Regions from separate parts of the Homo sapiens genome. Here region 1 is linked to region 2. A link is a loop called in an ENCODE intact Hi-C map of the cell type or tissue named here. Cell type or tissue: ovary. All regions are shown on one strand. Each heading gives the region's core, and the rest is flanking DNA. Links, peaks and the distances in the headings are about the cores only.

Region 1 (10,787 bases), core at 972-8,971, 160 kb before region 2:
TCCGAAAATATTAGTGCTATTCCCCAAGCTCCACTTCAGAGATAAATTCTTTTTGGCAGCCTCCTCCGTTGTCTCCTAATTCCCTGATTCTGAATATATTTGGAGGTTTGGTGCAAATTTCATCAGCTCAGTCCCAGCATCTACCTGTCTGGTCTGCTTTGGAAAGGGTGTCACCCACCTTCTACTCTTTCAGGTTCTTTTTATATTTGTTACAAGTCCATGGTTATTTATTAGGTACCTCCTATGTGCTCCCACCTCCATGCTAAGTATTATGGTGGATGTAGGGAGCTATAATCAATCATTCAATCAACAAACATTTGTCATGCATCCAGACCCTTCAAGCTCAAAACCACAATTCTACAGAGCCTCTCTAATACTTCCTGCTTGCTTCACACTGTCTCCATTTCACAATGGGGAGAACTGATTTCAGAGCTAACCTAGTAACATCAGGGTGGACTAGAGTGATCAGTGGCAAGGTAGGAGAGGGTGAACATTGCGTGGACACCTACAATAGGTCAGGTGCTGGACTGAGTGCTTGCCAACCCTCTGCACAGGAGTCTAAGCTATTTATCTTCACAAAACTCAAGGTAGGTGTTATTATGACCATTTTACGGATGTGGGAACTGAGGCTTAGAAAGGCTAAGCAGCCTCCCCAGGGATTCCCATTCCACTGGACAACACTGCCTCTTCTGATGTCCTGATGGCAGCAGGCTGGATGGTGTCCCAACAGTCATTTCCAAACCATGCAAGTGTCCTTCTTTGAAAACATCAAAGCACCAGTCAACCACAGAAAGAGAAAAACCTACCTTTGCACCTTGATCTCCCATTACTTTGTACTCTCTGCCTGCCCCAGCCCCAGGCTCCTGCTTAAGTTTCCCATGCTAAAGTCCTCAGAGCATCACCCACACTCCAGGGCCCATTCCCTGCTTCCTCTCATGCCATTGCCTTCTCTTCCTAACCAAGCACGCCCCATCATAGGTCAGTGAAGACCCCGATGTCAATCTCTCCTCTCTCCCCATTCACTCACCCTTTAGAGGGGTCATCTCAGGCCCAGGATGATGTTTCTTTCTCTCATAATCGCATGGCTCCCTTGAAGAAGACTGAGCACAAAGCAGGTATTCCAAAAAGCTTGAGGAAAGTACCGGGGTGAAATGTGCTGGAGTGAGACTAAATGAGATGAAGTCAATGAGAATCGAGCAAACAGTGTGGACTGGGGCAGGATGTGATGGAATAGAAGCAAGAAGAATAGTATGGTACAGATAGAAAGAAGTAGGACGAAAAAAGCAAACTAGAATGGAACAGAATAGGAGAGGATGGAACAGACGAAGCGAGTAGAACCAGACTGGAACAGGCTGGAATAGAATAGAACAAGATGGGACAGAATAAAACAGGACAGAGTAGACTAGACCAGGTCAGAACAGAATGGAACAGGACAGAATAGACTAGAACAGGATGCAGCAGAATAGAATAGGATTCAGCAGACCAGCACAGGGCAGAATAGTTGCAAACAGGTCTGAACAGAATAGAGTGCAATAGGATAACAGGGCTGGAGCCAAATGGTACATAACTGGATGAAATGAAATTCACTTCATTCATTCAACAAATGTTTGTCAGGTGCTACTCTGCACTAGGTAAGGAAAACAGAATAGTCCCTGCCCTCGTAGAACACACTGTCTTGTAAAAGGAACCAAAAAGACATAAGTAATTATTAACACATGTATAGTTAAAAACTATGAGTGTCTGTGGAAGAATAAACAGATTGCCATGATCACAAATAATAGGATGAAAGAAATAATATGATAACAAGGAAGTCAGGAAACTCCAACCTAAAGGATAGGGAGGAGCCAAAGACACTTGAAGGCACTTTGGGAGGCCGAGGCGGGAGGATCACAAGGTCAGGAGATCGAGACCATCCTGGCTAACATGGTGAAACCCCGTCTCTACTAAAAATACAAAAAATTAGCCGGGTGTGGTGGTGGGCACCTGTAGTCCCAGGTCCTCGGGAGACTGAGGCAGGAGAATGGTGTGAACCCAGGAGGCGGAGCTTGCAGTGAGCCGAGATCGCGTCACTGCACTCCAGCCTGGGCGACACAGCGAGACTCCGTCTCAAAAAATAAATAAATAAATAAATAAAATAAAATAAAAATAAATAAATAAAAATAAACAAAAACACTTGAAGAACCAGGGAAGAGCATTCTGGGCAGAAGGATCAGCATGTACAGAAGCCCTAAGGCAGGAAAGTGTTTGGCCCATTCAGGGAACAGAAAGAAGTTCAACATGAAGCAAGGCACAGAGTGACAACAGAGGAGGGGGAGAGGTGGGCAGCAGCTAGACGGCATAGGGCCTAGGGAGTTCATTCTAAGTGCGATGAGAAGCCACTAAAGGGAGCAACAGGGGCTGCTGTGTGTTTCATACTTCCTCCTTAGCTGGTGCAGAAGAATGAGTTAGGGCAGGAGACCATTTAGGCATCCACTGCAGACATCCGGGCAGTGATAAAGGTGGCTTGGAGTAGAGAGGCAGTGGTACCAGAGGAAGGAAATGCAGCCAGGTAGAAAAGTGTTCTGAAGGTGAACACGGCTGGCAGGATTTGTTAACGTTTTGGACGTAGGACTGGCAGAATGGGAGGTCTGGAGGATCTGCTGGAGGTTGGTGCTTTCGTTTCCAGGGATGGGACTAAGGAAAAATGGTTTGGGGAGGAAAATCAAGTTTCCTTCTGGAGATGCTCAGGTTCAGTTGCTTGGGTGGTATCCAAATGGAGACATAAAGTAGATTTGGAGATACAAGCCTGGAGCTGGAGATGTGAAATGGGGAGTTGTCAGCAGGTAAATACTCGGCAATGCCTTGGGACTGGATGGGCTTAATCATGCGGCAGTGCAGTGCAGTGCAGTGCAGAACTTTCTTGGACTCTTTGGGGTGCTTGTTGAACATGCAAATTTCTGGGCCCCCAGGCTCCCCAAAAGAGATGTCTAGAGATGGGGCTAAGGAGTCTATATGTTTGACAATCACCCCAGAGTGTCTGGATGCTATCTCACATGCGTAGAACACTGGTCTAAGAAAAGATTAGAGGAGGGCAGGGGCCCTATCACAGAAATCTGCACATTTGCAGATCAGTGAGGAAAAAACAGCAAAGGAGAAAGAGAGGAAATAGGCAGAGAAGTAAGATGGAAATCAGGAGAGGGTGGTACCTCAGAGGCCAACACAGTAGGGGCAAATCAGGACCAGGTGATCAACAGTCTGTCTGCTAAGCATGATGAGCGCAGGAGCCATGAGATGCAGCCATGTGCACGCTTCCAGGGGAATGCTGGGGAGGAGTAAGGCAGGACTGAGTGCGGCAGAGGAGGATACTCTAGCGACAAAGTCGGGGAGGAGTTGGGGATTTCAGAATGGACAGAAGCAAGGACGTCATCCCAAATCAGTGGAAAACTTGGGAACAGACCCTCAAACGTATTTCACATATGATTTTATTCTGTCTGCTACCAGCTCCCAGAGTTCTTGGGCGGGCCAAGGCGAGCAAGAATGCTGGCAATCCGCATTCCTCTGCACACACCAGGAGGGCTTCCTTTTCCTGCCTTCCTACCTCCCAGCTCAGCATCCTCAGGTGACCCTCTCCTCCAGAGAGATCTCACTGCTGCGGTCTTCCCAATGCCCCATCTTCCTCCCCAGGCAAGCCCCAGCCTGTGCCTCTCTCCTTCTCTGCCAGAGCAGCTTGGAGGCTGTGGCCAATGTGTATTACCTGTGCATTCAAGCCTTCCCTCCAAAAAGGGAATTGCTGAGGGTGCAATTTTTTGCACACAGCAGGTTGGAGAGGCAAGAGGGCCTTTCAACTGTGGCCCAGATTATCCTGCCTACCCTGTAAGCAGCTGCCTGGGGGCCACGAAGAGCCTTGATTCTCACTGTGGGTAAGGAGATGAGATGAGCACATTTTAAAATACACATTCAACTTTATACTAGACTTTCATATTCATGAAAGGGAAACCAAAAACCTATTGCTTTCATAATACAAACCTCAAAAAGCAAGCCTGACAACATCTTCTTGTTGGTGGGGCTATCAGAAACAAACAGGGATTTCGAACTAAGGACAACCCCCAAGAGGGTCTTTCAGAATCAAAGTTGATGGATGTTGATGTTTTTCAAAAGGTTAAATAAGATCGAGACATAGTAACAGAAGGAAATACCACCCTTGCTTCGCCCAGACTGGAATCTGATTCTGTTAAAAGTGTGCTTCCCCACTCCCAGTGCCCCTCGAGGGGCCACACACACCTTGAAAGACCTGAGGAGCCCCTGCCATCCATCCAGAGCCAAATTCCTGGCAAAGAGCAGCCCAGAGAGATTTCACAGACATCGCCGAACCTCTCAAGAAGAGTCTGTGGCAGCAGAGGGATTTTCCCCAGGAGAGACGGCGCCTGTTTGTTTTCGAGGCAGGAAGGAGCCGGGAACATCTGCTCCGAGAAGCCACTTGAAAGATAATCAGGCAATGATGTTGGCAAAACAGCTGTGTGGCAGGCGGAGAAGGGGGCGGCCGGGAGCTGGGAGGGTAGGAGGGTGGGAGGAGGGAAGCCCAGCTCTGAGCTATGAGCAGCGCCCAAGAACGCTGCCTGGAAAGCCCCCGGAGCCCTGGCCCATGCCCACTAGAGCAGGGAGGAAGCTTCTCTCCAGGTGAGAGCAGCTCCCACGGGGATCTCGTCCTCATGGAGAAATGCTGGATCTAGTCTATTTCCTGCAGGGTGCAACTCAAGTCCCAGGATGGGACTGACAATGTTGAATTTTATCTGAGCTCTGTGATTCTGGAAAATAATGATGGTTAAAGAAATCCTTCCACCCCTTTGTGTTCCAGGAAAAGGCTTACTGCAATGAAGCATCCTTTCTATATGACTTGGATAGGACTCTTAGATGCCCCCTTGCTTACCCATGATAAGACCAGACTCAGACCCTTTAAATTCCCCTTCTTTGTCTCATAAATCATTAAGTATTTTGCTCCCACTAATTAATTGGAACAAAAGGCATGTTAACAAAACCTGGGTTAAGTTTCTCTCCTTCACCTAGGCCCCTGAATTTTAACCTACCCTCAGCATGAGCCAGCGGGCCATCTATCCTAATGCTCTTCCAGAGACAGGCTGGCCTCAGGGTAAAACATTCTCCCATCTACTGTCCCAGGGTCACCCCCTCTCATCTCCCTTCCCCATGCCTGTTCTTTCTAGCCTGGTTTACTCCCTTTTTATACAAGAAAATCCTCTTTCTATCTTACCTGTGATGCCTGCAGATCTCATAGTCAGAACACTTTCTCTATTGCAACAGTTCCTTCCTAAACCTCTCCCTAACGAAGTCTGTTTGTCTTTTTATTGATCAGACATCAAGATTCTCTGAAGTCACCTCTTGTGGGACAGCTTCTCCCAAAGCCTGAGATTCCACCACAAGAGCCACTCTTTGGGATTAAGAGCAGAGAGGAAATCTCAGAAGACTAAGGAATCTGCCTGCTCCTCACCTACAGGACAAAAGAGCAAAGGCTGAATCAACAAGCTGACCTGGGGAGGAGCTCTGCAGAGTGTGGTCGGACAATCTCCAGGACCAGGGAAGGCTGGGGTCCCTCATTTTCCTGCTTCAGCCTCAGAGCAGGGCAGTGGGGATTCCTGGTTGCAGGGTGTCCCTGTGAGCCCACCAACAGCAAAGAAAAACCTCAGCAGGGAGCCAGGGGTCAAGATCCAAGACAGAAAAGCAGCCCACAGCACTGGAAAACTTTTCTTCAATCACGGCTTTGAGAACAGGTACTTTCAGAGTAAACCAAAACAAAAACAACAAAAACACGAAAGCCCCCTTGGCAAATATCCCGGAACCGAAATTCCACTGTCTGTTCTAGCCAGCGTGATCTCAGAGGCAGGCTGTGGGGGTGGGAGGACACTGCTCTGCACAGCAGGCCTGGGTCCCAGAGCACTGCTGGCGCCGGTAGCAACACAGTTGGGTCTGAAATGATGACAAGAAATGCACTCAGAGGATGGTGCCATGGAGACAGATTGGTCTTATTTGTCATTTCCAAGTCAGCTCACCACCATCATTCTCACACACAGCACTGATTACATTGATTAAATCTGTATGCTTCTAAGTTTGGCTCCCCCCAGAAGTAGACCCTGAGACAAGGATTTGAGGGAAAGTAGTTCGTGTGAGAGGTAATCGCGGGACGCGCCAGTCAGGGAGCGTGGACGTGAGAAAGGGAAGAGAAGGAAGCCAATTTAGGGCATGCTAAAGAGCAGATGAGGCCGGGCGCGCGGTGGCTCACGCCTGTAATCCCAGCACTTTGGGAGGCCGAGGCGGGTGGATCACTTGAAGTCAGGAGTTCAAGACCAGTCTGGCCAACATGGCAAAACCCCGTCTCTACTAAAAATACAAAAATTAGCCGGGCATAGTGGCACACGCCTGTAATCCCAGCTACTTGGGAGGCTAAGGCAGGAGAATCGCTTGAACCCGGGAGGCAGAGGTTGCAGTGAACCCAGATCACACCACTGCACTCCAGCCTGAGTGACAGAGTGAGACTCTGTCTCTAAATAAATAAATAAAAGAGCAGATGACTCCTGTGGGCAAAAGAGGTCCACTTGGGAAGTAGCTGGGCACTTCCTGCTGGCCCAAATTTACCCCTATGCCCAAGTCCTCATTCACTGTCTTTTCGTGGCTGTGTCCCCCATTATAGGAAAAGAAAAGGTCATTTAATGCTCTGCGTTTGCAACCTGCATTCTCCGTGGAACCCCAGGACTTCTGGGAAGTACTTCAAAGGGCTACTGGGAATAGAAGACTAGTGGTCAGGGCTGTAGTCCACACTACCACTTCAACTGGAACAACATTTTTCTACCTAAAATTTTGGGCTTCCACTTACAAGATTTGTTGAACGGCTCAGCAGATTAAAAGTAAAGGCCAGATCTACTTCTGCTTCCAGCAAGATGGAGTAGATGTACTTTTCCCTATTCCTGCTGCTATGTACAACTAAAAGTCCTCGATATTATATACAAAATAAACCTAAGGTAGATAGAAAGCAGATAGGCTAGGGACCTTAAGACTCAAGGAACTGCACAATGATGAGTTCCTTGGATTTTCTTTGTGCATGGCACATCCCAGACTTAGAGCTAAAGAAGCCAACAACCTAGAAACTGCAACTGGTGCAGATAAGAAAAGTTCCAAATAAAGTCTACTCTCTCTAGCCAAAGGACAAGTAAAGGGGCAGCCTAGTGAGACAGAAAACATTCAAGTGATAACTGCTTCACTCTAGAAAAACATCATGGCCCCACCATCTCCCATGCCAGCAAAGGTAAAGTGGGGAGCCTAAATTCTATCCTACTTGGCAGGAAGGAGGCATTCCATCCCACTGAGGTGGTATTAGGGGAGGCCTAGTGGAGAGTCAGGACTTTTACCATTGCTCAGCAGTAACAAGGTCACCCACACCTCATTATCAGTGGAGGCTGCTGGAGCTGCCATCCCTACCCAGCAGTAATGAGAGATCCCTTCTCACATATCAATGAGGACTGTGTGGAGAACCTGGACTCCTACCTCCACCTTGCAGGGACAAAGCAGTAGTCTCCCCACTGTTCAATCCCCACCCAGCTAAAGCAATGTCAAAAAAAAAAAAAAAAAAAAAAGCCGGCTAAACCAGATAGTTTAAGACAAGACTCAGAGTCTCATAATATAATGAAAAATATCCAGATATAAATTTTAAAATCACTCATCATACCAAGAAGGAAGATCTCAAACTGAATGAAAAAAGACAATAGATTTCAACACTGAAATGACAGATTGAAAGTTATCTCACAAAGAATTTAAAGCAGTCATCATAAAAAATGCTTCAATAGCAATTATGAACATGCTTGAAACAAATGACAAAATAGAAAGCCTCAGTCAATAAATAAAAGATATAAACATGAAACAAATAGAAATGTTAGAATTTAAAAATACACTAACCAAAATTAAAAACTCAGTGATTGGGCTCAACAGCAGAATGGAGGGAAGAGAGGAAGGAATCTGTGAACTGGAAGACAGAATAATTGAAATTACCCAATCTGAAAATCAAAGAGAAAATACACACATACACACACACACACACACACACACACACATTTTCAGAGACCTGTGAGACTATAGCAAAATATATTTGATTTCCTGTCATCAGAGTCCCAGAAGGAGAAATGAGAGCAGGACTGACAAAGTACTACAAGAAATAATGGCTGAAAATTTCCTAAATTTTAGCAAACCTCAAACAGGATAAAGCCAATGAAATCTACAACAAGACTTCTGGAAACTAAAGACAAGGAAAAAATCTTGAAAGTAGCCAGAGAAAAATGACACCTTACCTAAAGAAGAAAAACTAAATGACAGTGGATCTCTCATCAGAAACCATAAAAGCCAGAAGAAACAGCACAATATTTTTCAAGTGCTCAGGGAAAAGAAGTGTCAATCCAGAATCCTACACTCAGCAAAACTGTCCTTCGAAAATGCAGGATATTCACAGAAATCAAGATATTCACAGATAAAGGAAAACTGAGAGAATTTGTTTACAACACACCTACCCTAAAAGAATAACTAAAGAAATTTCTCTGAACAGAAAGAAAACTATTGAAGAAGAAACCCTGGAATATCATGATGAAATAAAGAACATATTAAGCACAAATATGAGTAAAAACAATAGACTTTCCTTTTGTTATTTAGTTTTATAATTTATGTTTGATGGTTGAAGCAACAGGTACAACACTGTCTAATGTGGTTTTGAATGGATAAGAGATATAAAGGATATGACGTTTTCCACACTTCATCTGGATGGTAAGCTGATCATACCAGTAGAATGTAAAAAGTTATGAATATATAATATAATACCTAGAACAACCACTAAAATCCTATACAAATAGATATACTTAAGAACACTGTAGAAAAATCAAAATAAAATCCTCAAAAATGTTCAAGTAACTCATAGGAAGGCAAAATAACAAACAGAAGCAGAAAACAAACAAGAAACAAAAAATAAAATATCAGCTTAAACTCTGACATATCAATAGTCAAATTAAATGTAAATAGTTTAAATACACCAAGTAGAAGATAGAGACTGGCGGAATAGATTACAAGTATGACCCAACTAAATACTGCTACAACACACTCACTTCAAATATAATGACTGATATAGTTCAGATCTGGGTCCCCACCCAAATTCCATGTTCTATTTTAATCCCCGTTATTGGAGGTGGGGCCTGGTGGGAAGTGGTTGGATCATGGGGCTGGATTCTTCGTGAATGGTTTAGCACCATCCCTTTGGTGCTGTTCTCATGACAGAGCTCTCACAAGATCTGGTTGTTTACAAGTGTGTAGCACCTCCCTTACCCCACCTTGGTCCTGTTCCTGCCATGTAAGACGCCTGCTCCCACTTTGCCTTCCGCTATGAGTAAAAGCTCCCTGAGGCCTCCCCAGAAGCAGATGCTGCCACGCTTCCTGTGAGCCTGTGGAACCATGAGTCAATTAAACCTCTTTTCTTTATAAATTACCCAGTCTCAGGTATTTCTTTATAGCAGTGGGAGAACAAACTAATACAATGACAAAAGCAAGTTGACAGTTTTTTTAACAAATGATATATATATATATTCAAAAGAAAGCAAGAGTGGCTATGTCAATAATCAGATAAAGTAGACTTTGGAGTAAATAAAATCACCAGAGACAGAAAGAGACATTATGTAACGATAAAAGTGTTGGCTGGGCGCAATGGCTCACACCTGTAATCCCAACACTTTGGGAGGCCGAGACAGCGGATCACCTGAGGTCAGGAGTTCGAGACCAGCCTGGCCAACATGGCAAAACCCCATCTCTACTAAAAATACAAAAATTAGCTAGGCGTGGTGGCGTATGCCTGTAATCCTAGATATTTGGGAGGCTGAGGCAGGAGAATCGCTTGAACCCAAACGGCAGAGGTTGCAGTGAGCCAAGATTGCACGACTGCACTCCTGCCTGGGCTACAAAGCAAGACTCCACCTCAAAAAAAAAAAAAAAAAAAAAAAGTGGAGATGGCTACCTGGCTAACATTCAAAACATCTAAAAAACTAGGCTTGCACACAGAACTGTTGTGTCAAAGCATTAACTGCGGCTGGGCATGGTGGCTCACGCCTGTAATCCCAGCACTTCGGGAGGTCAAGGTGGGCGGATCACGAGGTCAGGAGTTCAAGACCAGCCTGACCAACATGGTGAAACCCTGTCTCTACTAAAAATACAAAAATTAGCCGGGCGTGGTGGCGGGTGCCTGTAATCCCAGCTACTCAGGAGGCTGAGGCAGGAAAATCGCTTGAACCCGGGAGGCAGAGGTTGCAGTGAGCCGAGATCACGCCACTGCACTCCAGCATGGGCGACAAAGTGAGATTTCTTCTCAAAAAAAAAAAAAGAGAGAGTCAACTTACCAAGAAGACCTAACAATACTAAATGTGAATTCACCAAATAAAAAGATGCAAACTATGTGAAACAGAACAAAACTAAAAGAAGAAATTATCAATAAAATTTGAGACTTAACTATCCTTCTGTCAACAATTTATAGAATGACCAGACAGAAAACCAGTAAGGATATAGAAGTCATCACCGTTAACAATGGATTCTCATCACATTTATAGAACACCTCACCCAATAAAAGCAGAATACACATTGTTTTCAAGGGCCCACAGAACATAAACCAAGATAGACTGTATCCTAGGCCATAAAATAACTCTCAAATTTATAACAATAGAAATCACACAGAGTATTTTCACCAACCAAAATGGAATCAAACTAGAAATCACTAACAGAAA
Region 2 (10,787 bases), core at 832-8,831:
AGAAATTTCCAAAGATGACATAGAGCATATCTTCTTAATAAAGTTTAAAAAACTAAAATTGAAAAAACGCTTTTTGTGGCTGGATCCAGTGGCTCACACTTGTAATCCCAGCACGTTGGGAGGCCGAGGCAGGTGGATCACCTGAGGTCAGGAGTTCGAGACCAGCCTGCCCAATATGGTGAAACCCCATCTCTACTAAAAATACAAAAATTACCTGGGTGTGGTGGTGCGTGCCTTTAATCCCAGCTACTCGGGAGGCTGAGACAGGAGAATCACTTGAACCTGGGAGGCGGAGGTTGCAGTGAGCTAAGATCACACCACTGCACTCCAGCCTGGGTGACAGAACAACTCTGCCTCGGGGAAAAAAAAAAAAAAAAGCTTTTTGAGAAAATATATCATAGAATTCAGGATGATAGTTACGCAAATTGAGAAAGTCATCTTATAGTTTAATATGTGCTATTATGAAGGGACTGGCTTTTGTTAGATGCCAGCTTCACAGGTATTTATCACATTAAAAGAAGAAATATGAAAGGGAACAAAAATGGATAGAAGAAAGAAGGGAAGGGAGGAGAGAGAAGGGGGTCCATTTGTAGGTCAAATATGAGATTATGCCATGAAGTAAGGATTTTGATTAATTGCACTTTGGTCACCTGGGACTCTTTTTAAAAAATGCTAAAATGGACTATTGTTTAGCAATACATACACAAGTGAAACATGTTTCTAAAAAGAAAAGGTATGGCTAACACAACAGACAGGACAGTGGCTGCACTGGGGTGAGACGGGTAATGCATTTGAGGCTTCCAACATCCTGGCTCTCAATTTCTTAAACTCAGCCATGGATACATGCTTGTCCATTTTATTATTATTTGTCATGCACACACATACTTTTCATGCACTCTTTTGTATGTATGATTTATTTGACAGAGAGTAAAAAAGAAGAAAGAAAATTTAATTAATTAGAATACAAAGAAACAAAAGAGAATTTTTAATGTTCTCTGAAAACACTAACAATCAAATCCCTGGCAAGTTTGATCAAAAAAGAAATAGAAAAGGCCCATATGGCTGGGCATGGTGGCTTACGCCCGTAATCCCAGCATTTTGGGAGGCCAAGGCGGGCAGATCATGAGGTCAGGAGTTCGAGACCAGCCTGGCCAACGTAGTGAAGCCCCATCTCTATTAAAAATACAAACATTAGCCGGGCATGGTGGCCCACACCTGTAATCCCAGCTACTCGGGAGGCTGAGGCAGGAGAATCGCTTGAACCCGGGAGGCGGAGGTTGTGGTGAGCCGAGATCATGCCACTGCACTCCAGCCTGGGCAACAGAGTGAGACTCCACCTCAAAAAAAAAAAAAAAAAAAAAAGGCACATCTATTCAGAATGATAAAGACAATATAACTGCAGTTACGGTAGATATTTTTTAACTCCCAGGAGAATACTATGCACAACTGTATGCCAATAAATTAGAAAACAGACAAAATAAGTAATGGTCTAGAAAAATGTGTAACAGGATATTAAAATGGGACTATCTCCACCTTAGCTTTAGCTGAGACTCTAGAGACCAAGAACAAGCTACCAAATGTTTCCCATTCCTAAACAAGATGCCAAACCACCTTGCCTCCACTGGACAAGCTAAGGCTTTGAAAACTAGTTCTGCCAGCACTGACCATCCCCAGGCCCAGCTGCTGAAAGGACACAAATTGGAGAGGCCTGGAAGAAGGAAAGATACCTTTGAAGATGGGAGTATAGGTAGGTGCTCAAACCAAGTGAGAGGGGCTTGAAGAGGCCCACTTATGGAGCTTTATGACTCCTCAGAACTGGGGAGTCTTTATGGCATACCTGAAAAATCTAAAGGTAAATCACAGTGATCGGACCTGCCTCACAGGAGAGTGGACAGGAGAGAGAAAGTGCTGTCTTATTGACAGTGGAAAAGGACAAATGAGCTTATCAAAGGGCAAGAGGGAAGAGGATAAGGAATCTGCCCTCTGAGGAATGGGAGCAAACAGAGAGGGTCTGGCAGAGAAGGCCAGATGGCTAGCTGGAGTCATGACATCACCATGCCAGAGGCATTGCAGCTGAAGTTCCCCATGGGGTGGGCAGGACTCAGAGAAATCCCTGAAATGCCAAGCAGAGAAAGCCAGCGCTAGACATCCATTGAGTTTAGAGAGCACCAGCCCCCTTAGAAATGCACCTGTCTTTTAAAACTGTGCCCTTTCCCTTACAACTCCCCTCTCTCTGAGACAGAGGCCTGCAGATTGAACATGGTAATATATTCATGATTCTATTTATCTATCTATCATCTATCTATCTACCTCTCTATCACATATCTAGCTATCTATCTACCTATCACCTATCTAGCTATGTATCTACCTATCACCTGTCTAGCTATCTCTCTACCTGTTATCTGTCTATCCAAGTAACACCTCAGAAAGCAAGGAGAGTTTAACTTCAGAAAAATGACTAACATAATTTATCAAATTAACAAATAAAAAAACTATACAAACATTTTGATAAAATTTACATCTATATTTTAATTCAAAGCTTCATGTTAAAAACAAAAGCCAAAAAAAGAAAAAAGAGAATTCTCATAGAGAATTTGGGAAAGCGGGACCTTCCTTAACCTGATTAAAGACATCTTTGAAAAATATGCAGAAAATATTGTACTCAGTGGTAAAACATTAGACATATTTTCTTTAAAATGAGAAATCATGTTTTCTAGAATTAAATCTAACAAAAAACTCTCAAGAGATTTATAGTATAGCAAGAAAAATGTAAAACTATATTGAAGGGTATTGAAGAAGACTTAAATAATAGAGTGGTATACCATGTCTACAGATGGAAAGACTCCATATCTTAAAAACAGCAATTTCTGCCAAATTATGGCTACAAATTTAATGTAATTCCCACTTAAATCCCAAAGGATTTTTTTCACAGGACTTGATTAAATGATCTTAAAATTAATACGGAAGTAAAGAGGGCTAAGAACAGCCAAGGCAACTTTGAAATAAAAGAACCAAAATTGAGAGACTTATCTTGCCAGATAAAACAAATTATTATAAAGCTATTGCAGTTAAAACAGTGTGATGTTGCTCTAAGAATAGGCAAATACACCATGGAATAAAACATAGAGCCCAGAAATAAACCTATAAACATAGGCAATATATAACAGGTATGGAATTACAAATGAGTATAATGAATTTTTCTGTAAGTAATGAATGAAGAAATGAATTATTCTATAAATAGTAATGGGAAAACTGGCTAACCACTTAAGAAAAAGGTAAAATTAGGCCTTTTCATCACATGGCACACACACACACAATTCAAGCAGATTAAAGATACAAATGTGAAAAATCAACACTTTTAAATTTTTAGAGAAAAAATAAATAGAAGAAATACAGAAGAATATTTCAGCATAGAAAAAAACATTTAATCAAAATACATTAACTACAAACTATATAGGAAATTTTTGAAATTTTAGAATATATTAAAATTTAAAATTTCTGCCTAACAAAGACTTTTATAAATGAAATGGAAAAGTCACTGATTGAAAAAAGATATTTTACCAACAAAGGATTAGTATTTAGAATATATAAAGAACTTCAACAAATCAGTAAGAAAAAGACAAACAATCCAACAGAGAATTGTGCAAAACATATGAACAGACAATTTACAGAAGAAAATAGTGACATGTATTAAAATAGACTTAATCTCACCAATAGTCAGGGAAACAAATTGAAACAATAGAAAGATTCCATTTCACACCAATCAGATTGGCAAAATCTTGCAAGTCTGATAACAAACTTGAAAGAAACAGGGAAAGGGAGTGCCTCTACTTGATGGGAAGGTGTATTGGTACAACCACTTTAAGGAGGAATTTGAGAATATCCTGTAGATTTAAAGATGTGCAAACCTCTCAACTCAGAAAAACCAATTATAAATAACCACCCTAAGGACAGTTTCTCACATGTGCAAGTACGAAGGTGTTCATCCAAGTCCTGTTTGTAATAGTGAGGAAGTGGAAATAACTATCACTAGGAGAATGAAAATCTAAAATGCGATTCATTCACCCAATAGAATATTATGCAGCAGTTAAAATGAACCAGACATATAATATTACTTCTCACATTTATCCACTACACTTTATAAATTCTACCTCCGTGATGTCTATTTGCTCCTTTCCATTCCCTTTATGCCAAGGCCCTGTCACAATTTTTGCTTAGATGATGCAACAGAGGCATAACTGGGCTCCCAGCTCCACATTGGCCCCTGGAAGTCACCCAGCAGCCAAAGGCATCTTTCCAAGGCATGCATCTGACAATGTCACTTGCCTACTTAGAACTCTCCCATGACTCTCTGAGACCTACAAGACAGAGCCCAAATGTCTCAGCAGAGCTTACAAAAGCCTCATCTTTCACCCAACAACCTTTCCAATCCAGCCTCACAGGACTGTCTGTGGTTCACCAGACATGCCAGCTGTTCAGCCTCCAGGCCTTGATTGTGTGACTTGCTCTCTTGGACGGGAGTGAGCTTTTCTCTCGCAGCCCCGTCCCACCCAGACTTATTTGCCTATCAAAGTGGATCAGCCTGGCAAGTGTCCACATTCATCTTTCAAGGCTCAGCTCACAAATCTCTGTGAAGAAATTTGCACACACCCATACCCCACTCCCCACTCCCTTATTCTTTTGTTTTCTCCGGCAATCCTCCAGCCACATCTCGAGGCACAAGACCAGGTTTTCTTCGGTGTGGGAACCAAGGCAAGTCACTTTCCACTCAGAGCCAAAGTCCACCCCTGTGCAACAGCACAGACCATTCTTTCCAGCTCTTCACGTAAACTAGCACACACTGGAGAGTTCTGGACATGGGTAGGAGGCTGCTTCCCTCTCCCAGGTGCCACTGCCCCTTCCCAGCCTTGTCAAACTGTATCAGTTTCTGTGGCTGCTTCTTGACTTCCATTCTCTGCATCCCTCATCAAGTTCATTCTCTGGAACCAGCTCTAAAGACTCACGAGTTGAGCCTAAAGATTCATTGTGTGAGAGCATCAGGAAGAGTGAACTGTGCCCAGCTCTGGCCCCCAGGAGAAGCCGATTGCACGGATGCTCAAAGCCAAACTCCCGAGTTCTCCTTCACTCCCACACAGGCAGCCCAGAGGTCCAAAGAGGAGGAGGCAGAGAAGACGCCATTGCAGAGGAAAGGAGAGAACCAGGAGAGCAAGCGTGGGCAGCCACCAGGGAGGAAAGAGTCTTGTTGAATGCTGCAGGATGTTCTCATAGCGTAAGGCCAGATCTTTCTGACAATAAACCAGAAGTAGTATCATCACCCCTGAACCCTACCCAAATGGTTTTAGGGCTATATTCTTGTGTAACTCTTTTTTTTTTTTTAATCTGTATGATAACAAGTCCTTTCTGTGGAAGGCTGATCCTGTTAAGTGGAAATCTTTTTGCCTGGTGAGCACCTTGACAGGTTTGAGTGTGTGCATTTGCAGGTTGGAGCAATGCTGAACTGCTCTGCAAAACAGAAGGAAATGTATTTGGACATCCAAGGGAGAGAAGGAGAGGGCATCCAAAAACAAAAGGAGGAAAGAAGGAAACCAGGAAGGTAGGGCAAGGTTAGGCAGTGTGGAGGGCAAAGAGCTGGGTCAACATTTTAAAACAAGGAAGGCTGCTGCATGATTCTAAATTACGTGTGGGGCGACGCTCACTGTGGCTTGCTCCCAAAGGGAAGTCTGTCATGCTCCCAGATCTTCATGTATGTGGGTCTCTTGGGGGTGGAGCAGCAATGGACTGATTTCACTTCTGGGCCATGTGAAGTGAAGAGAGAGAGAGGGTTACTGGATTTGCACCTCGAGAACATAGGGTCCCTCAGGGACTCATAGCAATCTTTGCAGGAGTGAAGGGGGCTTTGGAATGGGGATTCAAGCCATTCTGATAGATCTTAAGTGCCCCCAGTTGACATCTGGCTCATGCTTGTTAAGTGCAGAGCATCTAATAAACTCAGAGAAAACTGTTGACCTTTCTAAAGTATATCAAAGCCCTCTAGCATATCATTTCCTGAAGAATAAATGAACAAGTACACACATCTACCATGGCTTGCATGGTGTTTAACACTCCTTCCTTGCACTTGGCCACAGACCACAGCCACCCAGAGTTGGAAGAATCCACAGAGAAGGCCCAGGTGAAAACCCATTTACAGATGAGGCAATGGAGGCTCAGAAAGGAAAAGCAACTTTCTCAAGGCCACACAGCTAATGGGTACAGAGCTGAGGCTCAAAGCCACATTTTCTGCCCCCCTGGTTTCTGTTTTTTCCCCAGAGTACTGCGGTTGCTGTGAGTTAGGCTGAAGCCAATTTGGGTTTGAGGGCATTTCATTAAAATGTGTCCTGGGAGTCAGAATAGGAGACAACGAGGCCTTGTTTTCTAAGTGAATCTCCAAGGGTTACGAGTTCCAAGCAAACACATTCCTGAATCTTTGCCACCACATTTAAAACCAGACTAGAAAAGTTATAAATGGGCTTTTTCTCTCTACAGATAAGAGAATCACAGAATGCTAGGTCTTCAAGAGACAGACTAGTGGGGTGTTTCCCTGGCCAGATTCCCTCTAGCCAAAGAATCTGAATTCTCCACCATGCACCTTTAAAGTTACTGTAGACAGATAACAGATGTGTGTCTATATTAGCTTCTCCAACAAACATTGTAAATATTTTAAAATCTTTTCTAGTTCTTTAATCAGAGAAAAACAACAATAGGCATTACACGAATTACATTCAATGTTTTGCAAAATATCTATTTATTTAATTAATCAAGATTCTTTAAGAATGGCATAATGTGGATAACTAATGAAGCCAGGTTCTGGGTACATAGGGCTTCATGATCTTATTCTATTTTATATATATATTATATATATTATATATAATATATATATATAAAATATATATAAGATATATAGAATATATTATAATAGAATATATATATTATATATAAAATATATATATTTAAAATTCCATAGTAAAAAGTTGAAACCATATGTATATTTTTAAGTCTGCTTCTCAAGTTAATGTGTCAGAAGTAAGGACTTCCATTATAAACATTTTGCCTATGGATTTTAAAAGTGCCAAATTGCCATCAACAAGTTCCAGTGTGTAGACCTATGCTTGTGTCAAAACTTTCATTTTAAAGATGTGAAAATTGAGATTCGAGATGGAGGGAGATGGCTGGGGGCACTGCACAACCACCATAAGTTGAGGTAGCAACGATGTCTCGTTAATCTTTATCACCATCACTTTACACTTGCATGCACATACATATGCACGCAAAGCACTGAGAGGGTATTGATAAATCCCATTTGGATGGCTCACATTCTAGACTCCCTGCCTCCCCGACAGATGCAGGTGCCCCGTAGCACCGCATCCCTCCTGCTAATCTGCACTTGCCCCATTCCTCCGGAACTCCTTACTACTCATCTGTCTCCCTGCTACTCTCTGAGCTCCCTGAAGGCAACAGTGAGGCTGTCCTCTCCCTCGGTCCTGGGCTGGGAAGGACCCTGCCCCACACAGAGTGGGAGTTCAATAAATAAATATTCCATTGTGTAAAAGTCAAGCCATGTAGCATTCTGGGCTTGGAGTAGGCAGTGGAGAGGAACACAGGAGAGGAGGCAAGTGGCTTAGAAAATGGAGCAAGAGCTTTCCTCCTCAACTTAGCTGCACTGCTTACTACCTGTCAGGCCTCATTCTCTTCAGCAACAAAATGGGAGTCATAAAGTTTAGTTTTCAGAGCTGGGGTGAAGAAGAGAGAATGAGTGTCCAGTGCCTGGCACATAGTAGGTGCTAAATAAAAGACTGTTGTGACTAAAATGATGATGCTGGGATGAAAATGACACCTGAAGCAGAACTTGAGGCAAAGGTGAGTGTTCCAAGCAGAGAGAGCCAAGGGCTACCAGGATAACTTTAGCCAAAAATCTACAGTTCAAGGACTTTTAATAAAAGTGGGGGAGGAAAGAGAATTCACAGATATTTAGTACTTTTATGTACATGACCTTAATTAATCCTCATGTCAGCCTGGGAGGTGGGTGTTTTTGTGCCCATGTCTACAAGAGAAAACATTAACACAAACAAGTTAAGTTGTTCACCCAGGTTCTCAAGGGTGTTATAACTGCAGGAACTTCTGGTATCTCATGCAGGAAGGGTTTCTGGGCTCCCAGGTACTCTCCCTATTCTCTAAATCAAATCAAGTCCTGGAAGGTGCTCAAAGCTCACCTTCTTTGGAAGCCAGGCCCTTGTGCCTTTGTTTAACAATGAACATGATTTCATTCCAGGCTGGCCTAGTTCAAGTTGACCTGAGCAGGGATGTTGTTAGGGAGGTGGGTGAAGGAGTGCAGAGCCTTCCTTTTCCCTCTCTGGTGCCCATCAGAAAACATGATGCAATGACTCTTCTCCATGCCTGTAACCCCAACTTCCCCAGCGTTCAGCTCTGAGTACCCTCTTAGACTTCTACCATCCCCTTAGGGACCATGGAGTCAGAAGCTTCAAGGGCCATGCCAGGGCAAGAGAAAGGGAGAACCTGGGTGCAAACTTGCCGGTGGTGTGACACTTGGTTGAGTGACTTCACTTCCCTGAGCCTCTGTTTCCTGCAAAATGGGAATAGAGATGTTCACCTCACAGGTTGCTGCGAGAGTCTTCAAGATGACCATGGATAGAAAATGTACAGTCCATAGCATGCACTCACCAAATGCCAGCTTCCTAGGCTGTCATCCACAGCCCCCACACTTCCTTCACTGTGACCTTGGCCATTTCTGTGTGTCACCACCATGCACCATGAGCTTAATATTTTTCTATAACTTGACTCACTTTAAAAACTCAAACTCACTTCCACAAATAGAAAACCAGTAGTACTCAAAAGGCATTTATTCATGTGTTTAATCAATAATTATCCAGCACTCACCATGTACCAGGTACTATTCTGGGGGCCAGGGGTGTAGCAGTGAACCAATGACCCCTCACCCTCATAGAGCATGCTCTCCAGTCAGACAGCAAACAGAATATGACATCAGTAGCTGTGCATGCTGTAAAAATGAAGACACCAAGGAACAGGGCTAAACTAGAGGAATGGAGGAGCAGGAACTCATGTAGTGAGGTCAGCAGAAGTGAATTTACCCCGAGGTAATAAAGCTAAGCTTTAGGGCCCCTTGCTCACTTGGGTCCCTTCTTGTTCCCACAATAAATGCTTCCTGACCAAATTTTGTATTCACAATTGTGTATTCTTTTTCCTAAAAACCACTCTCAAAAATCACATAAACATCAGGCTCCACAAAGCTTGGCTCTGCTCCCAGAGGTCATGAAAGGCCTCTCTGAAAAGGTGACATTTGAGCATGGACCTGAATAATTAGAAAGGAACCATTAAAATGAGCAAAGTAAGATTCTTGGCCCTGAGACAGGGAGCCAAGAGATTCTGAAAAGGTCCCAAGTTATCTGCTTTGTAGAGTTAAAAGGCTACATTTAAACTTATATCTCAGGTCAGATCTCAAATAAAGGTGACCTGAAAGTTTCTGCATCTCCCCAGAGTCCCCACCCGTGCTAAGGCCTCAGCCAGGCCTGAGAAGCAGGCATGGGAGACAGCAGGAGAGCTTAAGAGTATAAGAAGCACTGGTAGGCCTGGGGTCACAGGGAATGGCTGCAGATAGAGACAAGAGGAGGAAGAAATCAGGACAGACAGTACCAAGTGCTGATGAGGACGTGGAGCAACTGGAATGCTCATATACTGCTAGTGGAAATGCAAAGTGGTATAGCCACTCTGGAAAACAGTTCAGCAATTTCTTATAAAATTTTCATTTTATTCAACCTATGGCTCAGTCATTGCTCTCCCTGGTTTTACCCTAGAGAAATGAAAACTTATGTTCACACAAAAATCTGTACATGGCAGTTTCTAGGAGCTTTATTCATAATAGCCAAAACTGGAAAAAAGCCAAAAATAGCTCAGGTGTCCAACAACAGGTGAATGGATGAACAAATTCTGGTCTATCCATACAATGGATTACTCCTCAGCATGACAAAGGCACAAACAACTGATCTACCCAACAACATAGTTGAGTCTCACAGACATCACGCCGAGTGCAAGAGCCAGACACGAAATAATCTGTCTGTATAGCTCCATCATCCAACACTCCAGCTACCCCAACCGAAAGCAGGTGGAAGGCAGGTACAAAGGGACATGAGAGAACTTCAATCAAAGAGAAGATTGAAATGTTCTATCCTTTGATTGTGGCATATTATGCCCTGGTTACAGATGCATACACTGAGGCCTATGGTCACATAGCCAGCTACATGGTGACCTACCCTGCCTGGGCAAAGCGGGCAAGCCCAGATCCTCTGATCTGGAAGCCCAATTCTTTCCCTTCCCTCTTCTCCATACATCCTCCTCCATGCAGAGGGGACATGAGCTGGGAGACCCTTCACTGAACCCCAGTGGCCCAGAGCCTAGCACTGGGCTGGCAGAGCCGAAGAGAGAGTTAGAGGGAGCTCTGAGAACTCGTGAGCTTGTAATTGTGGGGCTGTGGCTAGGCGCCACTGTAAGGAAGCGCTCCTTCCTGGGCAGGGCACACCCAGTGGTGTGAGGGAGTGGACTGGGAGGTAGCCCTGGCTTTACCCAGAAAGATCCTGTTTCCCCTGGCACTTTTTCCAGCATGGTCTGCCAAGAGAGATTAAGATCACAAAGAGCAACACGATGCTGCTGGAGAAGGAGATTAGTGGATTCTGGGGTGCTTGTCTCCCTGAGAAAGGCGGTTTGTTTGAGATCTGACT

What was found. Hi-C counts contacts between places; a loop is a spot of excess contacts. Peaks named below come from ENCODE experiments on the same cell type or tissue, not always from the same donor. Only the 100,000 strongest peaks of a DNase experiment are listed, where the experiment ranks them.
Region 1: a loop joins it to region 2, with 4 times the contacts of the local background. A loop is called at or near these places in 2 of 110 quality-filtered maps.

Annotation. Positions count from the first base shown.
Region 1 is chr15:69,642,103-69,652,889 of GRCh38, reverse strand. All of the region lies in intron 1 of PCAT29 (prostate cancer associated transcript 29), which reads right to left. Among named protein-coding and RNA genes, the nearest start is that of PCAT29, 55 kb to the right of the region's middle. RefSeq lists an enhancer at 5,925-6,503. In ovary, for the core only: no CTCF peak of the experiment used is centred there; a DNase peak (open chromatin) is centred at 4,469.
Region 2 is chr15:69,484,881-69,495,667 of GRCh38, reverse strand. No RefSeq gene overlaps it. Among named protein-coding and RNA genes, the nearest start is that of LINC02896, 27 kb to the right of the region's middle. In ovary, for the core only: no CTCF peak of the experiment used is centred there; a DNase peak (open chromatin) is centred at 5,167.